2 separate regions of the Homo sapiens genome follow, and region 2 is linked to region 1. A link is a contact called in ENCODE Hi-C or POLR2A ChIA-PET data. All regions are on one chromosome and are shown on one strand. Each heading gives the region's core, a stretch centred on a gene start or an enhancer-like site at or near the end of the contact. The rest is flanking DNA. Distances are from core to core; before and after follow the strand shown.

Region 1 (4,127 bases), core at 783-3,282:
TGACATTGGTCTTGTTATCATAACCCCATTTTACAGATGAAGAGCCAAGGCACTGGGTGGTTAAGTAACTCATTCAAGGCCACAAAGTCAGGAAGAGATAGAGCTAGGACTTAAAGTCAGGAAGAGATAGAGCTAGGACTTGAACCCAGGGTATCTGACTCTAGGTCAGAGTGCCTCAACTTTGGCATTACTGACATTTTAGGCAGGATAATTCCTTACTGCGGGGGGGAAGGGCGTATCCCACACATTGTCAAATGTTTAACATAAAACATTATGTTTAATGTTTAATCTACCCACTTGAGGCCAGTAGTATCCCCCACCCTGTGACAACCAAAAAACATCTCCAGACATTGCCTAATGTCTCCTAGGAGACAAAGCCAGACTTGGTTAAGAACCACTGCTTTACAGTCTAGCACAGGACTAAATGCTCAATACCTAAGGGTTCCCTTTTTTTTTTCTGGTGGTTGTTGTTGTTGTTTTGTCTGTCTCCGAGCCCAAACACCTCACTCACAGAGCCACTGCCCCTTCAAGCTGTAATGGATCTTATATAGGATAAATTATTCCACTCATTCCCCTGGAGGTCTCACTTTCTATCTGCTATCGTAGCTTGGGGGTACAGGGAAAAAGGGCTTAGGCAGATGACCTTGAATAGTTCCACTTCTTCTTCCCCAAAGCCTACCACTTTCAGTGGGCCGGGGGACCGGTGGTCAGAATGGAGTTAGTGGCAATACCATACCTGCCTCATGATAACGGATCTTTGTTTAATAAATGAAGAAGATTCTGCCCTTCACAGGGATTACCACACTCCTTCAGGATTATCTGAACTGAAGATTTATCACTTTGTTCCTCAGCACCTGAACTCTGCTCATCTTCATATACTCATCCAGTTTCATACATTACTTTTAGGTCCTTGGGTCCCCTGAACTCCCTCTGTCTCCCATGCAGCGATTTAAGGAAAATCTCTTTAGCAGCCCAAGACACCAATCCACAAATCTACTCAGGGTCCTTTGATTTTATAGCCCAGTTAGGACATCTCCACCCCACGATTCAATCCTCTCCAAACCCTGTCCCCAACCCTCTTACAATTCCAAATTCCAATCTTTGGGGCTGTATATTGCAACCCTCGTCAATTCCTCACTCATATGCCCCAAATCCCTCGGACTCAGATCGTTTAATCCCTATTTCCAAATCTCTGCCACACTCAGCCCCGCACCTCAGTTCAACGCCCCAATTCCTCACCCCAGATTTCTGCTCTCCCTCAATCTGAGCCCCCATCTCCTGCATTCCATCGGGCACTGTGCTGCCCTCATACCCTGCTCCTTCCTCTTATGCACTGAATGTCATGTGCTGCCTTCACACCTCAGCCAGCTCCCTTCTTTCTGCTAACAAGATAGAGTCCCTCAAGAACTCACCCCACCCCCTCAATCTCACCCTCAGCCCACTCCGAAAACCCTTTCTCAATAGCACTTAGGATCGCCCTAGACCTTGCTCCTATCATCTCAGACCCTGTCCTTGCCAGATGCCTAGCGCCCCCAGATTTCCTCAAATCTCATCGGGGCCCCCCAGTTCCTTCATATTTCTGAAATTCTGCACCCAGGTCCCTCCAGGGCCCTGATTCCCTCCCATCTCCCACATGCTACACCCCGTTCCTCCTCAGGGCCCCGACATTACCTCATACCTCCCGAGATGCTGCAACCGCAAATCTCTTCAGAGCCCCTCGCTCCCCTCCCCCAGCTGCATCTCCTCGGATCTCCTCAGCCCCACGAATCCCTCCCGAGCCTGCCCCTCGCAGCCCCACCCCCACCCTAGTCCTGCCCCCCCCAGATCCGGTCCCCACACCCTGCCATTCGGGCGCGGCCGCTGCACGCCGGCACGTTCCCCCGCCTGGCCGCTGAGCCACGGCCCACGACTCCGGCCGCGGTCCCCAGTCCCCAACCCTCCTTCCCGCCCCCTACCTGACCGCCCGCGGCTCCGACGAGTCCACCGCCGGCAGCCCACCCGCCTGCCTCCCTCTGCGCACGCGCCGTTGAGCACCCCTTGCCGGGCGCCAATTCGCAGAGCTCCCTGTCCGTCACTGAGCCCCGCCTCCCCAGCATGCTGGGGCTTGTCGTGCAGCTGGCCCCAAGCGCGCGGGGCAAGGCGGCCCTGCAGGGGTGAGCTTTCCTCTGAGAACCCGGGGCCTTAGCGACACGTAATCCAGTTTTCCGTCTCCTTGGTGCAGATGAAGAAACCGACGCCCATGGGCGAAAGGGACCTGCTCAAGTTCACTCAGTAAGTCAGGAGATAAGCCAGAATGCGTATCTGACTCCAGTCTCAATGTCTACCCCTTCACAAAACGGTAGCCTCCAGGGTAGTCCTCAGCAAAGCGTTGGCACCTTACTGAATCTGTTTTTCCATCTGAGAAATGGGCCAACGGAAAAATCAAACTTCCATTCTGGGGAAGTCGAGAACCGGGACTCCCTAGGAAGGGCAGTGCTTTGGCCTCATGTTCTGTGCTCTGACAGAGAGCTGCACTAGAGACAAGTTTATCCATGAACACATTGCTCTGTAAAGGAATGTTTTGCCTACTCAGCTGGGAGGCCGACAGCAGAGGCAGACTTGGGGAGTACACTCTGCAGCCCCTGTCCCTGCAGACTGAAGGTACCCGGGAACCCAAACCAAGTGTAGTTTTGCTCGGGTGAAGGTGGAGGAATCTTACCAGGTGGGAGGTGATCTGGCCTGAGATTTGAGGGAATCTGGGGCACTAGGCATCTGGCAAGGACGAGGTCTGATACAGGACTGGCTGGCCACGACCTGCAGTCCCTGAAGTAGTTTGGGGCCAATCACCTACTCTCCAAGGTGACTATACTGTACAGCTTAGGAGCACAAAGGAGTTTGAAGTAGGATGGACTTGGATTTGAAATTCCCCTTAGCTATGTGACCCTGCACAATGATAAAACAATAAACAAAAACAATGACTAACATCTTTGAACACTTGCTGTCTGGCTACAGCTGAGGACTTCAGGTGCATAGCTCACTAAATCCTCATAAGGACCTAATGAGATAAGGCAGCTGATGGTTAACCTACACCTGTTGTGTAACCTAGGTGGTTACACAAGGCCACATATACCTAAGTGTTGGAGCCCAAATTTGTACCCAATTCTATCTGAGAACCCACTCTCTTAACCTTGTTTACTCTTTCTCCCCATTTTCTAAATTTCTAATTGAAGTTTGCCATGAAGATAAGCCAAGATTATGGTAGTTTGCACTTAATGATAACTATATTTGAAAAATTGTAATTAGCAGGTAGGGGATAAGGGAGAGGTAATGCCAAATGATTTCTCACTTAGACCAGTTGGGGAGACTTTGCACCCGTTTAAAATTTTTTTTTTTCCTGAAAACCACAGTTATCAGCCCAAAGTATAAATTTAGGACTGTTCATAGTCTTACATATATACATATTATATATGTGTGTATATGTATCAATACAGACATACTGATGTTTCCCTAATTACAGAGGAGTGTTAAAAATACTCCTGGGGATCTAGCTCAAGCAAGTGTCTTGAAAAAAAAAAATCTCTCTTCTCCCTTAAAACAAAAATCAGTGTTTGACTCTTCTTTAATGTTTATTACCAGTTAAATGAATTATTATACCTCTCACAAAATCTTAGAGTAGAATAAGCATTCTAGGAAATGCACTCAATTTTTATCTTATAGCTTGACATATCCTGGCACAATATTAGAATTCCTCTTACACAGAGGCATTTAAAAAATAATCTTTGTGGAGTGCTTTAAACACTCTTTATTCAGCATTTTAATGTAACAGATTTTTATTTAACACTTAAATCACCTATATCAGTGGAACCACCTGAGGAGTTTACCTTGCCCACTGCCTAGACAGAGCTGATTCATCAAGACAGGGGAATTGCAATAGTTAAAGAGTAATTCACGCAGAGTCAGCTGTGCGGGAGACTGGAGTTTTATGATTACTCAAGTCATCTCCCTGAGCATTTGGGGAACAGAGATTTTAAGGATAACTTGGTGGGTTGGGGGAAGCCAGTGAGCCAGGAGCGCTGTTGGTCAGGGATGAAATCATAGGGAGTCGAAGCTGTCTCCTTGCAGTGAGTCAGTTCCTGAGTGGGGGGGCC
Region 2 (4,529 bases), core at 12-2,511, 3.9 Mb before region 1:
GAGGCCAAGGTGGGAGGATTGCTTGAGGCCAGGAGTTCAAGACCAGCCTGGGCAACATAGTGAGACCCTGTCTCTATTTAAAAAAAAAAAAAAAAGAATGAGGAAACAGGGTGAAAGGGGAATTGTTCAAGATTACTGGGAAAGTCACTATCTATCCACTCACCAACCATTTCAAGTTATTTTCATCGGGCTCTCTCACAAGGGCCTGCAGAGGAAGGAGCAACACTGAGTTGAGGAGGGGAAGGTTAATTTCATTGCTTAAGCTCTGCCAAGATTATCTAAGTGTTTGGTGATTGCTATGTGCTTTAAGAAAGGCAGCCAAGGGGCCGGTGCTGTGGCTCACGCCTGTAATCCCAGCAGTTTGGAAGGCCGGGGTGGGCAGATCACGAGGTCAGGAGATTGAGACCATCCTGGCCAACATGGTGAAACCCCGTCTCTACTAAACATACAAAAATTACCCGGGTGTGGTGGCGCAAGGCCGAGGCAGAAGAATCGCTTAAACCCAGAAGGTGAAGGTTGCAGTGAGCTGAGATCGGGCCACTGCACTCCAGCCTGGCGACAGAGGCACCATTTCAAAAAAAAAAAAAAAGAAAGGCAGCCAGGGTTATGCAGAGAGCCCTCATCTAGTTGGCAGGAGCTGCAGACCCCCACTCCAGTTGAAAGACATTGTCAATACTTAATTACTTTGGGAGAGTCCTTTCCTCTTGCTGGCCCTCAGTTTTCTGACCACAGGTGCCTTTGAGTCCTAATGGTAATAAAAGACCAATAGGTGAGAGACTGGAGTGGGAGTGCTGTTGACCACTGGCTCATGGGAATGAGTTATTTGCTTCAAACTAAGTCTGCAAATTACTGTTTGCCTTGAGATTCCGCACGTAGTATTTTTCCAAAGCAAGGCAGCACTCAGTTATCTGAGTTTCAACTTAAGGTCAAATCCCAAAGTTTTGGGGTCATTATTCTAGAAAAGCAAACACGAGGTTAGGAACTTTGAGGATTCCTGAGTGGCTGTATTCATTTCCATCTCCCGCGTAAATTAACGGACTAGGGCCCGCTTTGGCCCTCAACAAAGATGGCACCCGCCCTCGCCTCTCCCTAAGTGCCCTCACAAAAAATGGCAGCCGGCCTTTTTTTGTCTCTTATTTTTGCTTGGCTTAAGCACGGATGCTTTGCCCTTAGTTAAGATGGCACCTATCCCCGCTTCCCTGCCCGTCCTCTGGCGCCAGCCGGTCGGCTTCACTGCGTGCGCCTCCGTGACCCCGCCTCGTTTCCGTAGGAAGAAGCGCCGGGAAAGATGGCGGCGTCTGTGGTTTGAATTCCAGCGGCGCCGCCAGAGTCTGAACAAGAGCTGGGGTGGAGGGGGCGGGGACCTGGGGAGCCCGGCGGGTCGCTATCGCGGGGGGTACTAGTGGCGCCGCCGCCACAGACACCAACGCTGTCGCCACCTCTGTAGCCATGATGGACTTGGTGTTGGAAGAGGACGTCACCGTCCCTGGGACGCTCAGCGGCTGCAGGTGCGGCCGGGGCATTGGTGGTCGTGGTAACCGGGCCGGGGTTCCAGCTGGTGGGATTTCGTTCTAACGCGGCCTTGGGGTTTGCTCTTGAGGGTGTCTGGCCAGGGGCAGTGTGTGGGGTGGGTTCCTTCGGAGAGGGTCTCTGGGGGGCCCACCACCTGACACTCTGGAGGGCTGGGAGCCGCGACCTGCACCACAATTGCCAGTAGCATTGCGCCATGTACTTTGTAGAGCGTGTGAAGAACAGGTAAGGAGTTTTCTGAAAGAGTAGGACGAGGGTGGGGCCACTTGGAGTATCCCGTTAGTGGGGATTGGTGGAGAACAGGGACCTTGAGGGCACCTGATGGTTCCTTCTGGTTTGAGAGTTTGTTTTCATTATGGAGAGAGTGTAGCCGGTATGCCCAGACTTTGCTTTTTGGGTCACATAGTGGCCACCCAGGAGGCAATGGAGTGCAATGATTAAGAACCTTGGCTAGAGTTGGACAAAACTGGATTCAAATCCAGCCCTGTAAACTGACTAGCTGTGTGACCTTGGTAAAGTGATTTCACCGGCTTTCCCATCTGTAAAATGGGCTAGTAATATCCACCCAACAGAGTTGGGGTGAGGATTAAAAGAGGTGATGCCTGTCGAGCCATTTGCTTGGCAGGTGTAGTGCCTGCCACATAATCAGTGCTTAAAAAATGATCTTGTGTTGCCATTAGTGTCATTATTACTACTGTCATCAAAGGTGATATGAATCAGGGAATAATGGCCAAGAGTGGCCTCCCATGGACCTGCCCCAAGAGACTGTGGGAGTCCCCATTGCTGGTGGAGCTGGGGTCTGGTAGGAAGGCCTAACAGAGCGCAACTCTGCTCCACGGCTGGCCCCTGTGGTTGTCCTAGACTCCTGGTTGGAGAGTGAGTAGAGGGAAGAGGAGGAGAGCCCTGACGGAGAACCTGCACTGTTTATCCAGCTCTACTATGGACAAGCTGCTGCTTTTAGTCAACAGATCCTAATTGAAAGGGTGACCATGTTATTTATTGTGCTAACTGGGACACTTAAGAGTGAAAAGAGCCAGGTGCGGTGGCTCACCTGTGTAATCCTAGCCCTTGGGGAGGCCGAGGTGGGCCGATTTCTTGAGCTCAGGAGTGTGAGATCAGCCTGGGCAACATGGTGAAATCCTATCTCTACAAAAACTACAAAGATTAGCCAGGCGTGGTGGCATGCACTTGTAGTCCCAGCCGCTCGGGAGGCTGAGGCAGGAGGATTGCATGAGCCCGGAAGGTTGATGCTGCAGTGAGCTGTGTTCATGCCACTGCACTGTAGCCTGGGTGACAAAGTGAGACTCTATCTTTAAAAAAAAAAAAAAGGAAAGTGAAAATAATTAATATTTATGCCCGGGCAGCAGACATAAAGAGGGCCTATCTTGGGTAAACCTGGACAAATGGTTTTTCTGTTTATTGAGAACCTTCATGTATGAGGCACAGACTAAGATGCTTTGCAGTTCCTGTCTAATTGGGTCCTGTGATATTTCATCATGCCCTTTTCTATCTATTTTACATCCACTGCCCCAATATATTGGGAGTATGGCTTCTCTCTTGTATTGTCCTTTGCACCTCTAATAGTTTTTTATACTACAATTTGAAAACTATTTTTTATTTATTTATTTTTTTGAGACGGAGTCTTGCTTTGTGACCAGGCTGGAGTGCAGTGGCGCGATCTCGGCTCACTTCAACCTCCGCCTCCCGGGTTCAAGCAATTCTCCTGCCTGAGCCTCCGGAGTAGCTGGGATTACAGGAGTGCACCACCGTGCGTGGCTAATTTTTGTATTTTAGTAGAGACGGGATTTCACCATGTTGGCCAGGATGGTCTCCATCTCCTGATCTCATGATCTGCTCTCCTTGGCCTCCCAAAGTTCTGGGATTACAGGCGTGAGCCACCGCGCCCGGCGTGAGAACTATTTTTTAAATATAAATCTGCTCTTCACAGTCTGCTGCTTTATACTTTTAATGCTGCTTATTGCTGTTATCATAACTTCCATTATTATTCTCTCAGATAGCCATTCTTATTTCAGTGCTTTTTGGCCAGACACTTGGGTTTTGGGGTCCCAGGCCTAGCTGGGTTTTAATCCCAGTTCTGCTACTTAACAACCCCTTGATCTGGGGCAAGTCACTCATCATCTGTGAGCCTCAGTGTTTATCATCTGTAAAAGGGGTTGGTATAAAGCCTAGGGTTGGCATAAGGATTAAAATGAATCTTAAAAAGTTTAGCTCAGTGTCTGACCCAGAGTAACTACTCAACAGATCAGCAAATATTCTCCTTTCCCTCATCTCCCTGCCTTTGCAGGACGTAGATACTGCATACATTCCATCTTAACCATTTTAAAGCATGGTTCAGTTGTATTAAATATATTTGTATTATTGCTCAACGGTCACCACTATCTATCTTCGTAACTCTCCATCTTGCAAAACAGAAACTGTGTCCCTGTTAAAACAGTAACTCCCTATTCCCCCCTTCTCCCAGCCTCTGACAATCACCATTCTACTTTCTGTCTCTATGATTTTTTTTTTTTTTTTTTGAGACAGGGTCTCGCTTTGTTGCCCAGGCTGGAGTGCAGTGGAGTGATCTTGGCTCACTGCAACCTCCGCCTCCAGAGTTCAAGCAATTCTCATGGTTCAGCCACTTAGTGGCCGGGACTACAGGCATGCCCCACTACGCCTGGCTAATTTTTGTATTTTTGGTAGAGACGGGGTTTCACCAGGTTGACCAGGCTGGTCTTGAACTCCTGGCCTCAAGTGTTGTGCCTGCCTCGGCCTCCCAGAGTGCTGGGATTATAGGTATGTGCCATTGCGCCCAGCCTGTCTCTATGATTTTGACTACTCTAAGTGTCGCGTATAAGTAGAATCATACACTATTTGTCCTTCTGTGACTGGTTTATTTAACTTAGCATTATGTCCTCAAGGTTCATGCGTGTTGTAGTATGTGTCAGAATTTCTTTCCTTTTTAAGGCTTTTGTTTTTAATTTTTTTTAGAGACAGTC

The links. A loop is a pair of places that touch in the nucleus more often than their neighbours do. ChIA-PET counts read pairs that join two places held with the same protein, here RNA polymerase II (POLR2A). Pooled maps may share reads with other maps.
Region 2: a map of naive thymus-derived CD4-positive, alpha-beta T cell shows a loop between it and region 1 (25-fold over the local background). The contact joins the promoter of CDK5RAP2 here to the promoter of TRIM32 in region 1. A Hi-C loop is called at or near these places in 1 of 168 maps with a recorded cell type or tissue (naive thymus-derived CD4-positive, alpha-beta T cell) and 8 of 50 pooled maps. POLR2A ChIA-PET finds 5 or more read pairs at or near these places in 1 of 52 experiments (activated CD4-positive, alpha-beta T cell).

What each region holds. Positions count from the first base shown.
Region 1 is chr9:116,685,210-116,689,336 of GRCh38, reverse strand. TRIM32 (tripartite motif containing 32) reads right to left here and starts at 2,032. Exons shown (of 2, transcript NM_012210.4): 1 at 1,956-2,032. The region is part of intron 16 of ASTN2 (astrotactin 2); the gene reads left to right. RefSeq lists enhancers at 1,556-1,605, 2,046-2,365 and a silencer at 1,776-1,975.
Region 2 is chr9:120,576,899-120,581,427 of GRCh38, reverse strand. It overlaps CDK5RAP2 (CDK5 regulatory subunit associated protein 2), which reads left to right and starts at 1,261. Exons shown (of 38, transcript NM_018249.6): 1 at 1,261-1,508. The coding sequence starts at 1,450. RefSeq lists enhancers at 1,044-1,173, 1,027-1,589.